Regions from separate parts of the Homo sapiens genome. Here region 1 is linked to region 2. The links are chromatin loops, found by intact Hi-C in ENCODE. Cell type or tissue: HepG2. All regions are shown on one strand. Links, peaks and the distances in the headings refer to the core of each region. The heading gives the core; the rest is flanking DNA. Region 1 overlaps SKP2 (S-phase kinase associated protein 2). Region 2 has its middle 13 kb from the start of UGT3A2.

Region 1 (10,050 bases), core at 1,112-9,111, 100 kb after region 2:
GGCTGAGAAGAAATATTTCTAATTTTATTTGGTATTTCTTGCTCCTTTTTATTATCTTGGTATTTTGCAATGTAGATTTGTTCATGTTCATTGCCTATTTTTGATTTATCTTTTTTCTCTTTATATAAGATTAACTCACTGTTTAATATATGTTGAAAACATTCCCAGTTTTCTGATACTTTTTAAATTGTTTTAATATGGTAGTTTTAAAATTTTATGTAGTAAATTTATGTGTTCCCTATGTTTTCTTTTATGTTTAGAAATACCTTATACCAAGATTCAATTAAATAATTACCCTGAATTATTTATTTAGTAATTTTTAATATTTAATATATTATTACCCTAAATACAAAAATATTATTTTTGTATTTAGAACTTATTATGTGGAATGTATTTAAATATGTTATTTGAGTTGGAGAAATATTTTTTTCCAGTTGTAGTGGCAATATTTCTTTTTACTGATCCATTATTTCTCTTGTTGATCTGAGGTGCTACCTTTGTAATATATTGTTTGCTTATATATACTGGTGTTTAATTTTACTTTTTGCTTTTGTGAATGGGATTTTTTTCCCTATTATTTTTCCAGCCTGCTATTGCTGATACATAGATAAGCTAAAGATTGTCATTTTACACAGTTTTCTTTTTCGGATGATTCTCTTGGGCTTTTTGGGTAGAAAATTTTATGTTCCAAGATGATCATTTTTTCTTTCTAATAGTGTGTGGTTCTAATTGCATTGCCCTGAACTTCCAGCATGATGTTCAATGATAGTAGTGATAACAAATATCCTTGTCTTGTTCCTCATTTAATAGTGACCATCATGTTTTTTTGCTTTTCCTAGATCTCTCTACTTTAGTTAGAAGATGCCCCAATCTTGTCCATCTAGACTTAAGGTATTTTTTTATTTGTTTATTTTAGATCAAAAGTTGAAAAATCTTGATTTCTCATTAAATTGGGAAAGGATCATAATGTTGAAGCAACTAAACAGTAGGTTATTTCTGTCTTCTTTATCTAGGATCAATGTGTGATTTTCAATATCTTTTCTTCTGCCTTCTTAACAGTGATAGTGTCATGCTAAAGAATGACTGCTTTCAGGAATTTTTCCAGCTCAACTACCTCCAACACCTATCACTCAGTCGGTGCTATGATATAATACCTGAAACTTTACTGTAAGTATGTTTTGTTTTTAATGCTTAATAGAAGGCAGGAAACAACAGAGATGCCCCTTGGTGTGAAAATCCATTTTTATTAATAGACATATGAAACCGAAACATTAGTAATAAGTATACCACAGACTGGCTATGAAAGACCAGCAGAGTATTGCTTAAACTGGTGAAATTGAGTTGATCCAGATTGTTCACTAAACATTTATTGTTTAGCTGTAAGCAGTTTTAATTACTAGCTTGCTGTCTTAGTATCTATGAGAAGACTTAGCAGAGAAGCAGAAGATAACCTTTTCCTCCAGGAAACTTGAAGTGTAATTGGGAAGGCAGACCCAATGTGGGTTAGTGTCTTTTTTTTTTTTTCTTTCCAAATTTTTCGGATTAACTCCAGTTGATTCCAAAACTTTCATCTGGGCTTAAAGTTCTGTATCTTCTAGTGATGTAAGTCCTGGATAGTGAAGAAATTGGAAAGATATAAGCCTGTAGATGGTATGTATTGTAAGTCTGATACTGTTTTTGAACAGGGGCATGTTAAGGTCTAAAAAGTGAAGTGAAGTGACTTATTCAAACCTGATGGTGAGTTGGTGGCTGACCTGGATCTAAATCCTAGGTCTCCTGGACAGAGGCAAAATAGTCACTATCTAATCTAATAGTTTATACAAGGGTTAGTTTTACCTGCTCAGCAACTTCCACAGAATCAAGGGAGTGCAAGAAAGCAGCAGCCTGGTCCATCTTTCCTTTGGGAAACACCATACCCAACTCATCCTGGGAATCATATCTTGTTTGAAAAGGTTTTCTGCATTTCATTCCAAAGGGCTGGAAAAGTCTCCCTAATGGCAAATGTACATGTGTAGCAATTTTATTAAAAACCACAAGAGGTCAGTATCTTAGAGTTGATCAGGTGCCCAACATGTCTTGAATGCGGCTGCTGGACTCATTTATGTAGCTCATGAACTAAAAGTTAATTTAGCTTCCAGCTCCTAGGTAGGAAGGGTGGTGAATTTGAACAAAGAACTTTAGTCCTCAGAATCATAGTTTGAATCTTTTAAGTTAGTTTCAAGTATTAATGAATAAATCAGATACTTCAGCTACACAGAGTTAACTAGTAGAGTTAGGAAATCTGGCAGCTACGCATTTTAATTAATCATTTTTAAATTAATCTTGGGGTTCAGGGTCTGAGCTGGTATCTCATTTGGGAAAGGACTGCCTAAAATAGGATGGCAGGATTTACTTTCCCAGCTCTCAAATGTTGGGGTTTAAATTCATGCGCATGAAACTCTTATTAAAATCCCTGCCCTCTCTATTTTCTAGCATCCAGAACTCCTAGGAGCTTCTAGCGTCTACCCAAAAAGGCTTCTTTGTCATCCATTCTTTCCTGTCCTTGCCATCTGGCCTCCTGCTTCTTTGCCTGTGCAGCCCCCTGGGGAGTGTGGTGATCATTCTTTTTGGGTTGCTTTTCTCAAGAGAATCTATCCATGTGTCTTGCTTTTGTTCCTTCTCTGCAGAAAGAAAGAAGCTAAGCAGGTAATGACCCAAATGCTTTTTCTCAAGCAGAGGCGAGGGGAAGGCTGTGAGCTCTTCATTTTAATATTTTTATCCAGTGGGATAATAGTAATAGTAATTGCGATACCTGCATAATAATGGCATGGTAATACTTGGAGGCAGTGTGAATTGATAGTTACAAACACGGGTCTGAAGTCACAGACCTGTTGTGAACCTTCACTGTATTATTATTTCTTATTTGTACAAATCTTATGAAATAAGACAAACAGGGGCATTAGGAGTTTAGTTACAAGTCAGACCACTAGAATAGAGAAGAAGAAAGATCCTGTCCTTGAACATTAAGGTAAAGAGTATATTTCTTTAGGTATTGTGTAAATAGTACACTGATTTGCATTGTGAATCCTTTAGGATGAGTTTGTTGGTACCTTATGCTTAAAAGTTTCTTGAGATAAAATAAGAATTAGAATGACTCTAATTTCAATCATTTTGGCAGCTGATATATTTGAGGTTTATAATAAAAATTCCAGGATGTTTCCATAATAATTTCAAGAGAGCCATCTATGCTAAAGAACTTAAGGCTATTTATTTCTCGGAAGTGGGAAAATACAATTTGAATGTCTTTCTTCTGTAATATTTTAAAATACTTGGGAAACTATAAAGTTTTCTTCCCCAGGACCTATTCCCATTATATTTATTCCCTTACTTCTTAATTGGTCTTCTTCTCTATGTCTAAACTTCCTTCTAATTCTTCCCTATTTCTCATTCAAGTAAGAAACCCAAGCTGGAGGTAGTAAACTAATCTAAGATAAGACTAAAAGACTTCTGTGGTAGGAGCATTTGTAGTTGAGGCATTTAAGATTTTATAAGGAAAACAGGATTATTGTACAGATAAGGTAAGGAGCAATCCTGTGAAAGAGTTCATAAATATCTTTTATTTTCTAAAATTCAATATACATAAGACATTGGTGTGATTTTACATTTCTTACATTAGAAATAATGGCTCTTGAACTACTTATTTCTATTTGCTATCCCTTAGTTTGCTCTTCAGTCTCTTCCATTGTAGTTTTTAAAAGATGCTTGCAAATTTTTTATTCTGAGTTGTAGGTAATGCACATACCGGGGGCATTTTTTTTTTTTTGTCTCCTTAAAATTTTAGAGACTTTCTGGATTTTTGACTTGGAACTGGTTCTTCATCCATCATCTTATCTTATATAACCCCCTTATATATAACACCCGGGTGTGTTCTGAGAGTCTGTTCTTAATTTCTTTCCTCACCAAATCTCTTTCCCAATGCTGTTGCAAGAACATGTCCTCCTCTGCCATCTGCCATTCCTCCTTTTCTTACTCCACCTACAGTTTCTTCCCTTAAATATTCTCCAGTGCAGAATGGCTCACAATTTGGCTAATTTGGATATACCAGAACCAGAATTCTCATAGTAATTACAACGTTTCCCAAGTTTCACATGAGGGATTCAAAGTTGGAGCTGGATTGCTGTCATCGTAAGTGATTAAGTATAAGTATCTGTGTATACTGTGATCTTACTTCGACAGTGTTTCTACATTCCAGAAAGCAGTTTACTTAATGACAGCAATTTGTTCTTTCTGATTTTCTTTGGTTATATACCTTTAGATCTTATTGTCCCCTTGTGAACAAGCATATTTATTTCCCTTGGATAATGCTTTTATTTTATAAATTAGCCTTCATCTTGTACTCAGCTAACGTATATTAAACATTTGTGGGGTTTAAGACACCTTGTAGAATGTAGAATAAATACATTTAGGGGAGTAGTGGGAAGACTGGAAGAGCAGGTTAAACACGGAAGGTCTTCAGACTAGCTGAACAGCCTGGGTTCTGTAAACACAAGGGAAGCATCAAAGGTTTTGGAGCAGATGAATGACTAACATGAGCTAGGCTTTAGGAGGATGCCTTGGAAATTGGTATATAGAATAGGCTAGAAGGAAGAAAGACAGTTATAAGGAAAGTTTGGGGCTTTTTAAAAATAATTATTGACAATGTGAAAATATAAAGGATGTTTCTGACTTTAGGTAATTGATGTGCTCATTGATCTGTAGTAGGATTTTGTTGAAATTCCAAAATAAATGTTCCCTTTCCTGAGACTTTGTACTGTATGTCCCAACCTTGAGCAAACAGAGATGAGAGAGATGAATTTCTAGGCACATAGATCTGAGTTAAGAAGGAAAAAATCATTACCAACACCAAACAGTATTTACTTTGGAAAAACAGAATTTGTGAAACAGAATTTGAGAAACAGAATTTGTGAAACAGAATTTCACTGTTAACAGGGTTGAATTTCATCTAATGTGAAATACCTAAAGGGACTGGCTTATCTATGCAGAAAAAAAATGGTAATACGTAGGGAGGTAAGATGGCTATTACCTCCTATAAAGGGTGTGATTTTTCACCCATTGTCTCTACCTGTACCCAACTGTATAACCCTATCTAAAATATCTTAGGGAAGTCAGTGGTAGTTTTCATCACACATAATGGACTTGTTGACTATGAACCATTATTAAGAAGTTCATCAGTCCTGACAGCATCTCCCTTTAAGAGATGAGCCTAGTTCAAATAAAGGTCAAGTTCATATCCTTAATTTGCATGTAACCTGTGGTGGTTCCAACTGGTGCCGCAGTAAAACATTTGCTTTTACCATCACTCACTTGCTAGTTTCTTCTCATAACACAGTAACCCCATTCAGATCACTGTATAAATCACAACTGGAGAAAGGAAGCAAATATGGTTGGATTCTTAAATAAATCTGAGTTTCTAAGGTTATTAGGAACCTCATTCAATAAAATGCAGCAGTGTGTTTCCTAATGACATGTTGCTCAAGCTATATGGTCTGTGCTTTCCAGTTTAATTTGCTATTTTCTCAAATCATTTATTGTAAATTACACTTTCAGACTGCATTTTGTAGATGACACAAATTGTAAAATTTGGGTCATATAACTCTAGTCAAACAGTTTCCATAGATACTGCTATTCTGAAAGTCTTTTTCTTCCTTTCCAGTGAACTTGGAGAAATTCCCACACTAAAAACACTACAAGTTTTTGGAATCGTGCCAGATGGTACCCTTCAACTGTTAAAGGAAGCCCTTCCTCATCTACAGATTAATTGCTCCCATTTCACCACCATTGCCAGGCCAACTATTGGCAACAAAAAGAACCAGGAGATATGGGGCATCAAATGCCGACTGACACTGCAAAAGCCCAGTTGTCTATGAAGTATTTATTGCAGGATGGTGTCTCTTCTTTAGAACAGGGAAAATAGGCAGGAAGCCCAATTGCTGGAGTACTTAGCTAGTTTTATTCTTGGTTTTCCCTTTGCCTTCATTCTGCAAGTATACTAGGGAGCCATTTGAGAGGGAAAACTATGAAATCTTGCTTTTTGAAATGATTCTAAAAGCTTCTATCACTGCTTTGCTCTTAAGAGCCAAAGTTGTAGGCCTTTTGAAATTTTAGGAGAGTGAGCCTATAATTTCAAGATACCTTAAAGAGCAAAATTTGAGCCACCTCTTCCAAGTGCCCTTCTTACTAAGTCTATTCAGAATCAAGCTTAAAAATTACCACCAGCAAACAATCTTCATAGCCCATATAACTTTTATCTATTTAATTTTATAGTATTGCTTTATAAGACAGCTTAGAAGAACAATAAGCTATTTGTATTATGAGCTGAACAAAAAGAGAATCATAGGATAGTAGCGTCTGAGGCCATCTTTTCTAGGAATAGGAAAGAGAAAAATGTATTTGAATTTTGCCTTTAGATTTGAAATTAGGTTAATAGAAATAAGTAACCCCATGTAATTCACCTTAAAACTTAACAAAAGACCAAACATTACAAAACCCAGAGATATAGAATCAATATAGGATTTGAAGGCCCAGCAGACAGTTTTCTATGACAGGTTAATCTGAAGTATCCTGTAATGTTCATTAAGTTACTGTGTTTCCAGAATCTAAATTAGATGAGAAATATAATTGTGGTTTTCTAACTTGATAATCAAATTATGTTAACATGGGTCCTTTAGCTTTTAAAATGACTTGCTTTGTTTTAGAAAGGTGGTATTAATCCACTCTCTATTCTTGAAAATTTGGATGGGAGAATTCTGAAGTTGCCTGCTGTTTTCCTTTAGCGCTGAGGTTCTTAAGGTTACTTTTATATTACTCTGGAATCAAGTATTTTAAATTGTATTTTTTTTTTAAATGATCTCTCAGCAATAATTGTTTGAAACTATCCATATATAAGGTTATCAGACCTACAGTTCCCTAAGAGGAACTGCATGTTCTCTTCAATCAGAAATATACAGTAGAAGCAGGTATATCTTCCATGCAGTTTCAGTAGTAAGCACTACTTATACCTACATAAGAGTTAAAATCCAGATGTGGGACCTTTTGATACCATCAGTGATATATATTTTTTTAAACTGGTACAGAGAAGTGAAAAGATTAAATTCTACTTCTATTTTTTTTTTTTTTTTTTGAGACGGAGTCTCGCTCTGTCACCAAGGCCGGAGTGCAGTGGTGCGATCTCGGCTCACTGCAAGCTCCGCCTCCCAGGTTCACGTCATTCTCCTGCCTCAGCCTCCCGACTAGCTGGGACTACAGGCGCCCACCACCACGCCCGGCTAATTTTTTTGTATTTTTAGTAGAGACGGGGTTTCACCATGTTAGCCAGGATGGTCTCAATCTCCTGACCTCATGATCCGCCCGTCTTGGCCTCCCAAAGTGCTGGGATTACAGGCATGAGCAACTGCGCCCAGCCAAATTCTACTTCTTAAAAATCACAAAAACTAGTTTAAATTGATGACTTGTTCGTATGTTCAAAATGTAACAACAAAAAAAGCTAACACCAGTCATTTATATTAACTTTTTTTTTTTAAATCAAAAATTGTTAATGTTAGAAACATACTATGAAGTGCCTTTATCTGCTTAGACCTAAGGAAGATTTTAAAGTTGGGTTGCACAGGAAATGATGATGCTTCAATTTCTTAATAGTTAAAAAGTGCTAAATACTACTTGAAATTATTGTTTACAGATTAGTGACAAGAGCTGGGGTTAGGATCCGGTTGGACTCTGACATCGGATGCCCTCAAACATACAGAACTTCCAAACTCAAGTCCAGCCATAAGCTATTTTGCCAACATGTCAGAGTAATCTGTATTTTTGTATGTGATTTCTACTTTTATAGACTTGTTTTAAAACAATAAAACACATTTTTATAAAAATGAGTGCTTAAACTAAGTTGTATTCCTTTTTTCTTTCTCTTTTTTTAAGTGCTGTGGTTAAAATTTGAAAGCATTTAGTGTGGTATGCCATTTGGCTTAGATACCTCTAAATAAGACTCTTCAAAACAGAGCCCTGAGATGGTCCTTTTTGACCCATCTACTTCATATGCTTGTCACATTAAAAAAAAAAGTTTATAATGCCTTTATAAAAGGGGCTAATACAGTCTTGTTATCTTTTTTTTTAAATTATACTTTAAGTTCTAGGGTACATGTGCACAACGTGCAGGTTTGTTACATATGTATACATGTGCCATGTTGGTGTGCTGCACCCATTAACTTGTCATTTACATTAGGTATATCTCCTAATGCTATCCCTCCCCTCTGCCCCCACCCCATGACACGTCCTGGTGTGTGATGTTCCCCTTCCTGTGTCCAGGTGTTCTCGTTGTTCAATTCCCACCTATGAGTGAGAACATGTGGTGTTTGGTTTTTTTGTCCTTACGGTAGTTTGCTGAGAATGATGGTTTCCAGCTTCATCCATGTCCCTACAAAGGACATGAACTCATCATTTTTTATGGCTGCATAGTGTTCCATGGTGTATATGTGCCACATTTTCTTGATCCAGTCTATCATTGATGGACATTTGGGTTGGTTCCAAGTCTTTGCTATTGTGAATAGTGTTGCAATAAACATACGTTTGCATGTGTCTTTATAGCAACATGATTTATACTCCTTTGGGTATATACCCAGTAATGGGATGGCTGGGTCAAATGGTATTTCTAGTTCTAGATCCTTGAGGAATCACCACACTGTCTTCCACAATGGTTGTACCAGTTTACAGTCCCACCAACAGTATAAAAGTGATCCTATATCTCCACATCCTCTCCAGTATCTGTTGTTTCCTGACTTTTTAATGATCGCCATTCTAACTGGTGTGAGATGGTATCTCATTGTGGTTTTGATTTGCATTTCTCTGATGGCCAGTGATGATGACCATTTTTTCATGTGTCTCTTGGCTGCATAAATGTCTTCTTTTCAGAAGTGTCTGTTCATATCCTTTGCCCACTTTTTGATGGGGTGGTTTTTTTCTTGTAAATTTGTTTGAGTTCTTTGTAGATTCTGGATATTAGCCGTTTGTCAGATGAGTAGATTGCAAAAATTTTCTCCCATAGTGTAGGTTGCCTGTTCACTCTGATGGTAGTTTCTTTTGCTGTGCAGAAGCTCTTTAGTTTAATAAGATCCCATTTGTCAATTTTAGCTTTTGTTGTCATTGCTTTTGGTGTTTTAGACATGAAGTCCTTGCCCATGCCTATGTCCTGAATGGTATTGCCTAGGTTTTCTTCTAGGGTTTTTATGGTTTTAGGTCTAAGTCTTTAATCCATCTTGAATTAATATTTGTATAAGGTGTAAGGAAGGGATCCAGTTTCAGCTTTCTACATATGGCTAGCCAGTTTTCCCAGCACCATTTATTAAATAGGGAATCATTTCCCCATTTCTTATTTTTGTCAGGTTTGTCAAAGATCAGATGGTTGTACATGTGTGGTATTATTTCTGAGGGCTCCGTTCTGTTCCATTGATCTATGTCTCTGTTTTGGTACCAGTACCATGCTGTTTTGGTTACTGTAGCCTTGTAGGATAGTTTGAAGTCAGGTAGCATGATGCCTCCAGCTTTGTTCTTTTTGCTTAGGATTGTCTTGGCAATACGGGCTCTTTTTTGGTTCCATATGAACTTTAAAGTAGTTTTTTGCAATTCTGTGAAAAAAGTCATTGGTAGCTTGATGGGGATGGCATTAAATCTATAAATTACCTTAGGCAGTATGGCCATTTTCACGATATTGATTCTTCCTATCCATGAGCATGGAATGTTCTCCCATTTGTTTGTGTCCTCTTTTATTTTGTTGAGCAGTGGTTTGTAACTCTCCTTGAAGAGGTCCTTCCCATCCCTTGTAAGTTGGATTCCTAGGTATTTTATTCTCTTTGAAGCAATTGTGAATGGGAGTTCACTCATGATTTGGCTCTCTGTTTATCTGTTATTGGTGTATAAGAATGCTCGTGATTTTTGCACATTGATTTTCTATCCTGAGACTTTGCTGAAGTTGCTTATCAGCTTAAGGAGATTTTGGCTGAGACGATGGGGTTTTCTAAA
Region 2 (10,050 bases), core at 1,066-9,065:
GGTTTCTGTCGACTTTCAGGATAGTTTGAAGTTAGGTAATGTGATGCCTGGCTTTGTTGTTGTTTTGCTTATGATTGCTTTGGCTGTTTGGGTTCTTTTTTTGGTTCCATATGAATTTTAGAACAGTTTTTTTCTAATGCAATGAGAAATGATGTTGGTAATTTCATAGGAATAGTTTTGAATCTCTAGACTGCTTTGGGAAGTATGGACATTTTAACAATATTGATTCTTCTAATCCATGAGCATGGAATGTTTTTCCATTTGTTTTGTGTTGTCTACAATTTTTTTTTCAGCAGTGTTTTGTAGTTCTCCTTGCAGAGATCTTTCATTTCCTTGTTTAGATATATGCCTAGGTATTTTGTGGGGTTCTATTGGTGATTGTGAATAGAATTGCCTTTTTTTTTTTTTTTGAGACACAGGCTGGAGTGCAGTGGCACGATCTCAGCTCACTGCAAACTCCTCCTCCCAGGTTCAAGCGATTCTCCTGCGTCAGCCTCCTGAGTAGCTGGGATTACAGGCACCCACCACCATGCCCAGCTAATTTTTGTATTTTAGTAGAGACAGGGTTTCACCATGTTGGCCAGGCTGGTCTCGGTCTCCTGGCCTCAAGTGATCTGCCCCACTCGGCCTCCCAAATTGCTGGGATTACAGGCGTGAGCCACCATGCCCGGCCTAGGATTGCATTTTTTTATTTTTAAATTTTAACTTTTGTGGGCACATAGTAGGTGTATATATTTATGGGATACATGAGGTATTTTGGTACAGGCATGCAATGCATAATATGCATAATAATCAGAATTGCATCTTTGATTTGGTTCTCAGCTTGAACACTGTTGATGTGTAAAAGTGTAAATGATTTTTGTACATTGATTTTTTATCCTGAAACTTTACTGGTCATTTATCTAGTCTAGGAGCCTCTTGGAATAAGCTTTAGGGTTTTCTAGGTATAGAATCATATCGTCATTGAAGAGAGATAATTTTACTTCCTTTTTTTAAATTTGGATGTCTTTTATTTTTTTTTCCCTTGCCTGATGGCTCGGGCTGGGACTTCCAGCGCTATGTTGAATAGAAATGGTAAGAGTGGATATCCTTTCCTTTTTCCGGTTCTTAGGGGGAATGCTTCCAACTTATGTTTATTCCGTATGATGTTGGATGTGGGTTTATCATAGATGGTTCTCATGTATGCTTCTTTAATGCCTAGTTTGTTGAGTGTTTTTATCATGAAGTGTTGTTGGATTTATCAAAAGCTTTCTTGTATATATTGAAATAACCAAATGGTATTTGTTTTTAACTCTGTTTATGTGGTGAATCTCATTTATTGATTTGCACATCTTGAGGCATCATTGCTTCTCAGGAATAAACGCCACTTGATCATGGTGAATTATCTTTTTGATGTGCTGCTGGATTCGCTTTGCAGGTATTTTGTTTAGGATTTTTGCATCTTTGTTCACCAGCGATATTGGCCTATAGTTTCCTTTTTTTGTTGTGTCCTTGAAAGATGTTGTATCAGGATGACACTGGTTTCTTAGAATGAGTTATGGAGGAATCCCTCCTCCTCTACTTTTTGGAATAATTTCAGTAACATTGGCACCAGCTCTTCTTTGTATGTCTGTTAGAATTCAGCTATAAATCCATCTGCTCCAGGATGGAGCAGGATGTTTTGTTTTTTAACGAAAACAAAAACAACAAAAAAACGGTCTCACTCTGTCACCCAGGGTGCAGTGAAGTGGAGTGATCACAGCTTCTTGCAGCCTTGACTCCCTGGGCTCAAGAAATCTTCCCACCTCAGCCTCCCAAGTAGCTGGGACTACTGGCACACACCACCATACATGGCTAATTTTTGTATTTTTTGTAGAGATGAGATTTCACATTGGTGCCCAGGCTGGTCTCAAATTCCAGGGTTCAAACATTCCACCCATCTCAGCCTCCCAAAGTTTTGGGATTACAGACATGAGCCACTGCACCTGGCCGAATTTTTTATAGTGGGTTAATTTTTATTACTTATACAACTCCAAAACTCATTATTGGTCTATTCATGGTTTCCATTTCTTCCTGGTTCAACTTTGGGAGGCTGGGTATTTCCAGGAATTTATGCATTTACTCTAAATTTTCTAGTTTGTGCCCATACAGATGTTCATAGCAGTCTCTGAGGATCTTTTATATTTCTGTGGAATCAGTTGTAATGTCACCTTTGCCCTTTCTGATTGTAGTTATTTGTATCTTCTCTCTTTTTTCCCTGCATCTAGCTAGTGGTCTATCAATCTTGTTTATCCTTTCAAACAACTAACTTTTTATTTCATTGATCCTTTTTATGGCTTTGGGGGTCTCAATTTCATTTGTTTCTGCACTGATTTTAGTTATTTCTTTTCTTCTGCTAGCTTTGAGTTTAGTTCTTGTATGTTTGTTCTTGTTCTTTTGTTTGTTCTTGTTCTTGTTCTTTCAGGTGCAACATTAAATTGTTAATTTGAGATTTTTCTATCTTGATGTAGGCATTTAGCACTATAAACTTTCCTCTTACCACTGCTTTTGCTGTATTCCAGAGATTTTGGTATATTATACCTCTATTTTCATTCATTTCAAATAATTTTTTATTTCTCTCTTAATTTTATTATGTACCCTAAAGTCTTTCAGGAACAAGTTGTTTAGTTTCCATGTAATTGTGTGGTTTTCAGAGCTCCTCTTGGTATTGATTTCTAATTTTATTCCACTGCGGTGCATGATGATGCTTGGTGCAATTTCATTTTTTTAAATTGGTTAGGATTTGCTTTATGACTGAGCATGTGGTTAATCTTTGAGAAAGTTCTGTGCACAGATGAGAATAACATATATTCTGTGGTTGTTAGCTGGAGTATTCACCAGATGTCTATTAGTTCTGTTTGGTCAAGTATCAAATTTAAGTCCAGAATTTCTTTGTTAGTTTTCTGTCTCTGTGATCTGTCTAATGCTGTTATTATGTTATTATATGGCTGTTTATCTCCTTTCTTACTTCTGGAAGTAATTGTCTTATAAATCTGGGTGCTCCAATATTGAATGCCTATATATTTAGGATAGTTAAATCATCTTGTTGAATGGAACCATTTATCATTACATAATGCCCTTCTTTGTTCTCTTTTACTATTGTTGGTTTAAAGTCCGTTTTATCTGATACAAGAATTGCTACCCCTGCTTCTTTTCATTTTCCATTTCAGTGATAGATCTTTCTCTATCCTTTTATTTTGAACACGTGAGATGGATGTCATGAAGGCAGCAGAGGGTTAAATCTGTTTTTTATCCATATTGCCATTCTATGTCATTTAAGGAGCGCATTTAGGCCATTTACACTCAAGGTTAATATTGATATGTGAGGTTTTGTTTCTATTGTGGTATTATTAGCCAGTTGCTAGTTGTTAGCTAGTTGCTTTGTAGTTTCTATTATGTAGTTGTTTTATGTAGAGTCTATGGGCTTTACTTACACGTGCTTTTGTTGTAGCAGGTATTGTTCCATGCTCAGAACTCCTTTTAGCCTGGATCTGCAGCTGTGGTTTGGGCAGCTGCAGTGGCACCCAGGAGGGCAGGGTTCCTGCCTGCTCCTGGACCTCAAGAGCACAGGGAGGCTTAGATCTGCCTGCTCCATGGGGCGTGCGACTCCTGCCTGCTCCGTGGGGCTGCGGCTCCTGCCTGCTCCTTGGTCGTGCAACCCCGTCCACACCCCTCTACTGCAGCCTGCGTGATGGCAGCGGCAGGCCATCTGGAGCTGCCGCTGCCATCACTTCTGCTTAGTTTTTTCTATTGTTATGTCTTCCAGCTGTATTTTGAAATCTCTGTAGTGAATTTTTCTATTCCAGAAATTCTGTTTGGTTCTTCCTTAATATAACTATGTCAACTTACATATCCTGGATCATTTTTCTGGTTTCTTTGTATTAGATTTCAACTTGCTCTTGGATCTCATTGTGTTTCCTTGCAATTCATATTTTGAGTTACCTTTCATTTCAGACATTTCCGTCTAGTTAGGATCCATTACTAGGTAGCTGGTGTGATCCTTTGGAAGTGTAAAACACTGTTGCTTTTTGTACTACTGGAGTTCCTGTGCTGATTCCTTCTCATCCAAAGATGCTGTAACTTCTTTTTTTGAATTTGCTATCATTTGGGTGAGGCTTTTTCATTTTTTAATTTTTTCCCTTGGGGGTGTATGACTGTGGTGCATATTGTGTATGATCATTTGGCTTAGTTTCTAGGTGCTTTCAGGAGACAAGTATTCTGTACGGGTTCCTTGGTTGTGGATGGGTTCTAGGCGGTGGAACCTATCCACAAGCTATCTCAGATGCTGTTTGCTGTAGCTATGTATTTTTTGTTTAGTGGTGGAGTTCAGATGGAGCCCAGTAGATGGCGATAAAAAGTAAGAGCTACCAGGTAGGCTGATGCCTAGTGTACGTGCCCTCCCTGATGAGGATGGCAGAAAGAGATCCTGTTGGAGTATGCTGAAGTCTCACGGGAAGGTGGAGCAGAAAGTGCATCAGCTCCTTGTCCTGAGCTGGCAGGAACACGATCTGCTTCCATATCATGCCCCGTCACAGGGCTCATGACCTGTTTACAAAGGCTTTGTTCTTTGGTTCCCGGCCACAGTGTAGCTGTACACCACAGATTGACCTCTCTGAGGGATACCACTAGTATGGGGGTCAGGGCAGAATTTCTTCCCCCAGTCCAGAGCAGGAAACTTCATGGTCTGTCCTCAGTTGCCGGGGCACGGCTGCTCCATATAGGGAGGGGAAGTTGGACCCCACCCTTCATCCCATTCTATTGTTAATGAGAATCTGATTGTTACCAGCTCTTACCATCATAAATAAAGCTACAATGAACATTCTTATGCATGCCTTTTGTTGGAAATGTGCATTCATTTATCTTGGTATGAATCTAGGAGTGGAATTCCTTGATCACAAGGTAGGGTAGGTTAAGCTTTCTTAGATATTACTAAAGAGTTCTTCTAAGGATTGTACCAGTTTCCACTACCACCAGCAATGTATGAGAGTTCAACTTGCCCCACAGCCTTCCCAAATCTGGAATTGTCAGTAAGTCTTTTTAGTGTTAGTTATTAATATCTCCTTGTTTTAATTTGCATTTTCCTGATTACCAATGATGTTGCATACTTTTGAAATATATTATTGGCAATTTGGGTAGCCTTGTTTATGAAATGCCTAAGCAAGTATTTTGTCATTTTTCAAATTATGTGGGATTTTTTTTGTTTTGTCTTATTTTTTGTAGGAATTTATATATATTCTCGATCAGAGTCCTTTGTTCAATATACATTGGGTGCTGTCTTCTCCCAGTATATGACTGGTCCTTTATTCGCCTAACGGTATCTTTTGATTAATGGAATTTCCTATTCATAATTCTAAGGTATTTATTTTTTTATGTTTAGATTAGTGCTTTTCATACTGTCCAATAAAAAATACCTTGCATATTCTGAGTTCAAAAATACATCGCTTGTTTTTTTCCAGAATCTTTATTGATTTATCTATTATACTTCAGTCTATGATTCATTTCAAATTTTCTATGTACAGTGCTGGGCATTTTTTCCATGTGGGTATATAATTGCTTCAGCAACATTTATTGGGAAAAATTTTTTAACTTTTATTTCCACATTGTATTGGGGTTTTGGTCATAAAACAAAAGATCATTTTTTGTGGGGTTATTTCTGAATACTACTATTCTGTTTCATTGATCGACCTTGATAGCCTTATTCTAATATTATACTGCCTTAATCACAGTAGCTTTAAAGTAAATCTTGAAATCTGGAATTCTAATTTTTCTGAAGTTCTCCTATTCCACATTGCAAACAACTTGTTAATTTTAACAAAGACATTTATAGTATAATTATATAGTAATTTTATAGTTTTCTCAAGATTTAATTGAATCTAGACATCAATTTGGGTAAATTGATTTCTTCACAATGTTAATTCTTCCAATCCATCTCCAGTTAATTACATCCTCTTCAATTTTTTCCAAGGTTTTATAGTTTTCAGTGTACAGATCATTTAATTTATTTAAAAGATTTTGTTTTATGATTATTATAAAATGTACTATGACATTTTATGTCAATTTTCAATTGTTTATTTCTGGTATATAGAAATACAATTGATATTTGTAAACTGACCTTTTATCCTATGACAAGGTTGGGTTCATTTAGTAATAGCTGTAAAACCAGACCTGGTACTGAGAGTTTACTGAACCATTTGTGATTCCCTTGGATTTTCCATGTACCTAAATGCATAATCTGCCAAGAGTTTTATTCTTTCTTTTTTATTTTATTTTTTGGCCTAATTGCATTCCATGGACTTCCATATAATGTTGAAAGGAAATGGCGAGAGTGGACCTGCCTGTCATGTTCCTGACTTTAGGGAAAAGAAATAGAGTTATTTTTTCACCATTGAATGCTACGTCAGTTTAGAATTTGTAAATACTTTTTATTAGATGAGGAAGATTTCTTTATATCTAGTTATGAAATAGACAATTTTTGAATATAGATCAATAAATTAAAATGCATGTTATAATCCCTAAGGGAACCACTAGATACACGTACGCATACACATACAAATACACATGAACATACACACCCACCCACACACATGCACACACACACACACACACACATACAAACTAAAAAGTCAATAGGGGAAATAAAGCGGTGTAATAACAGTATACCTCTAATTCACCCAAAGAAGACACAAGAATAGAAATTAAGTAGCAGGTGGCACAGCTCAGTGCCCAGGGAGTCCTTCTTAGCCCACAGTTTCTCCCAAAGGAGAAAATGAAAACTGAATTACAAGTTTTCTCAGCCTGTGGTACACTGCCCACCCAGAACATTAAGGGGATCAGGAAAATTGAAATGTCTGGGACAGCTAGAAGCATTGAGAAGGGGAAGAAGTACACAGCAACTGGTGTGTGATTCTCAATAGCTGGACATGGATTCTGCTAAGTGGCTTGAGGATTCTAGCAAAAGGCCCACCCATAAACCCCACACAAGGAAAACTTGCTGGCAGACTCCCCCATTAACAAACTAATGCATGCCTTAAACATACTGTGTGTCCATCCAGGATGTTGCCCTGTGCATCTCTGTGCACAAGGCCTAAGTACTCCTGCAAATGGCACATGGATCTGAATAGCAGATGCAGATTTTAGCAGCAGGTTCAACTCCATTGGAATGTGAAAAGAAGCACACAACCTTGAAAACTTTGGGGCATTGTTGGGTAAAACAGATAAACTCTCAGTACCAGGTCTGGTTTTACAGGACTGAGAGACAGAACATAATCATAAGACTTCCTCCCTTAGAGGGAACAAGAGGAGTGAAGCAGATGCATCCATAGAAAAGGTCTGAGAGACCCCAGAATCTCTAGTGGGACTTACTGAGGAAGGTCTATCTCTCGCAATGCTAGAAAGTAGACTGACATAGGTGACTACTTTTGCAAATGCAAACAAAGAAAGAAAACCCTCAAAGAACACAAAGAATCAATGAATTATGGTATTACAAAAGGAACACTATAAAGCTCTGGTGGCTGACCCAAAATAAATAGAAATCTACATACGGCCTGACCAAAAAAAAAAAAACAAAAAATAATCATTTTAAAGAAGCTTAGTGAGTTACAAGAGAACAGATAGACAACTAAGTGATATCAGAAAAACACTACAGGAACAAAATGGAAAGTGCAACAAAGGGACAGAAACCATAAAAATAAGCCAACAGAAATTCTATACAATATCTGGCTGAAAAACTCAATAGAAATCCTCAACAGCTTGATAGAAATCTAGCAAGTAGAAAAAAAAGAATTTGACAGCTGCTCTGTGAAAACCTGTACAGACTGCTTTTCAAAATGGGTCCCTAATCCCATTCCTCCTCAATGGGCAGGACCTCCCAACCAGGGTCTCCAGCCACCCCTGCCAGTGCTCTCCAGCCAACAGAGTTTTGAAACCTCCCTAGGACAGAGCTCCCAGAGGGACAGTGGGGCTGCCATCTTTGTTGTTTGGGTGACTTAGCTGTTCTGGCCTTTAGATTTTGGAGAGTCCAAGGCGATCAGGGGCTGAAGTGGACCCCCAGCACAGCACAGCTGCTCTACGAAAATGTGGCCAGACTGTTTTTTTAACCAGGTCCCCGATCCTTTCCTCCTCACCAGACAGGGCCTCCCAACCAGGATCTCCAGCCACCTCCTATAGGTGTGTATGGGCCAGCAACAGGTCCATACCTCCCTAGGACAGAGCTCAATCTTTGCTGTTTTACAGCCTTCAATGGTGATACCTCTAGGTACTGGAAAATCTGAGGTGACTGCAGACTGGAGTGCACCCCCAGCATACTGCAACAGCCCTATGGAAAAGTGGCCAGACCGTAATATGGGTGCCCTTTCCGATATCTCCTCATCAGGCATGTCCTCCAGCCCTCGGCCTCCAGCAACTGCCCCCAACCCCAGAGCTATCAAGCCAGTAGCAATCTGGCAACTCTCTGGACAGAGCCTCCAGGGGCAATTGAAAGCCTCTCTGCCACTGCCTCTGCAGTAGAACTGCCTTTGCTACCCTTCAACTAACAAACAAGCAAAGACCCTAAGTGCTTTGTTCACACCTCCAATAAGCTGCAGTTGACCTAAGGAGAGGAGGCCAGTCCATCTCCCATGGGTCCCACATACCCCTCACTGCTCATCTTAAGACAGGGAACCCCTGGCTTGGTCCACAATACAGACCCTTCATCCTGAGCTGATTGCACTCAGCATTTGCTGACTTGCATCTCTCTGGGGTGGAACCCCTAGAAGACAAGCAAAATGCCCTTGGCCACAACCACTACTAAGATCCCTTCTTTTGCTCCTTTCAAGTTGGGAAAGGAACATAAACACTGAGATCACCCCAGAGCTGTAGTGGAAAGCCCAAGAATGCCAAGCCATGATCTACAGCCAGCACTCAATGGGGAGAGAAACCCACACCCTCAGAGCATTAAGAAGGAACACAGTTGTAACCATGAGGAAACATAAGGGAGACACATAACCAAGTAAGAGTTTACCAACTAACCAATAAGCCTAAGTTCCACCTACTGGATCACACCCTAAAGCTTCAACACCAAAAATACCTCACTAACATACCCTCCTGAAACCAGAGACAAGAAGTCAGCTACAAATAAAGACCCTGCATGAAGCCATGGCCCAATGAAAACATCCAGAAAAGAAGTCTATTGGCTGTACTTAACATACACTGCAGTTAAAGGAACACCCACATGCAGAGATGAGAAGGAACCAACGCAAAAACTCCAGTTACTCAAATGACCAAAGTGTTGTATGAGTTTAGTAATTCTAGATGCTGTTTGTGATTGAAACAAGATTGAGGACAACCTTGTCCTCCAAACAACTGCACCAGTTCACCAACAAGAGTTCTTAACCAGGATGAACTGGCTGGAATTACAGAAATAGAATTCAGAATATGGATAGGAACAGATATAATTGAGGTTCAGGAGGATGGAAAAACCTAATCCAAAAAAATAAAAAATAAAAATCAAGATAAAGTGATACAGGAGCTGAAGGACAAAATATCTGGTATAAAAAAGAACTTAATGGATCTGACAGAGCTGAATAACACAATACAAGAATTTCACAATGCAATCACAAGAATTAGCAGAATAAACCAAGCTGAGGAAAGAATCTCAGAACTTAAAGACTGGTTCTTTGAAATAAGAAAACCAGACAAAAATAAAGAAAAAAGAATAAAAAGGAATGGACAAAACCTCCAAAAAGTGTGGGATTATGTAAAGAGGCCAAATCTATGAATCACTGGCATCCCTGAATGGGCAGGGAAGGGAGGGCAGGAAGCAAACAACTTGGAAAACATATTTCAGGATATCATCCATGAAAACTTCCCCACCCTTGCTAGACAAGCCAACAGCCAAATTCAGGAAGTACAGAGAACTCCTAAAGGGTCTACAAGAAGATCATTCCCAAGACATATAATGGTCAGATTTTCCAAGGTCAAAATGAAAGAAAGAATGTTAAAGGCAGCTAGGGAGAAAGGGCAGGTCACCTACAAGGGGAACACCATCAAGCTAAC

What was found. Hi-C counts contacts between places; a loop is a spot of excess contacts. Peaks named below come from ENCODE experiments on the same cell type or tissue, not always from the same donor. Only the 100,000 strongest peaks of a DNase experiment are listed, where the experiment ranks them.
Region 1: it touches region 2 in a loop (4-fold over the local background); 6 of 110 quality-filtered maps call a loop at or near these places.

The regions. Positions count from the first base shown.
Region 1 is chr5:36,176,126-36,186,175 of GRCh38, forward strand. SKP2 (S-phase kinase associated protein 2) reads left to right here. Exons shown (of 10, transcript NM_005983.4): 8 at 840-891; 9 at 1,060-1,167; 10 at 5,693-8,194. The coding sequence ends at 5,906. Among named protein-coding and RNA genes, the nearest start is that of SKP2, 29 kb to the left of the region's middle. In HepG2, for the core only: a CTCF peak has its summit at 2,040 (motif pointing right); DNase peaks (open chromatin) are centred at 2,046, 4,546 and 4,816; H3K4me3 peaks cover 462 bases.
Region 2 is chr5:36,074,993-36,085,042 of GRCh38, forward strand. No RefSeq gene overlaps it. Among named protein-coding and RNA genes, the nearest start is that of UGT3A2, 13 kb to the left of the region's middle. RefSeq lists an enhancer at 4,423-4,472. In HepG2, for the core only: a CTCF peak has its summit at 4,362 (motif pointing right); a DNase peak (open chromatin) is centred at 4,389.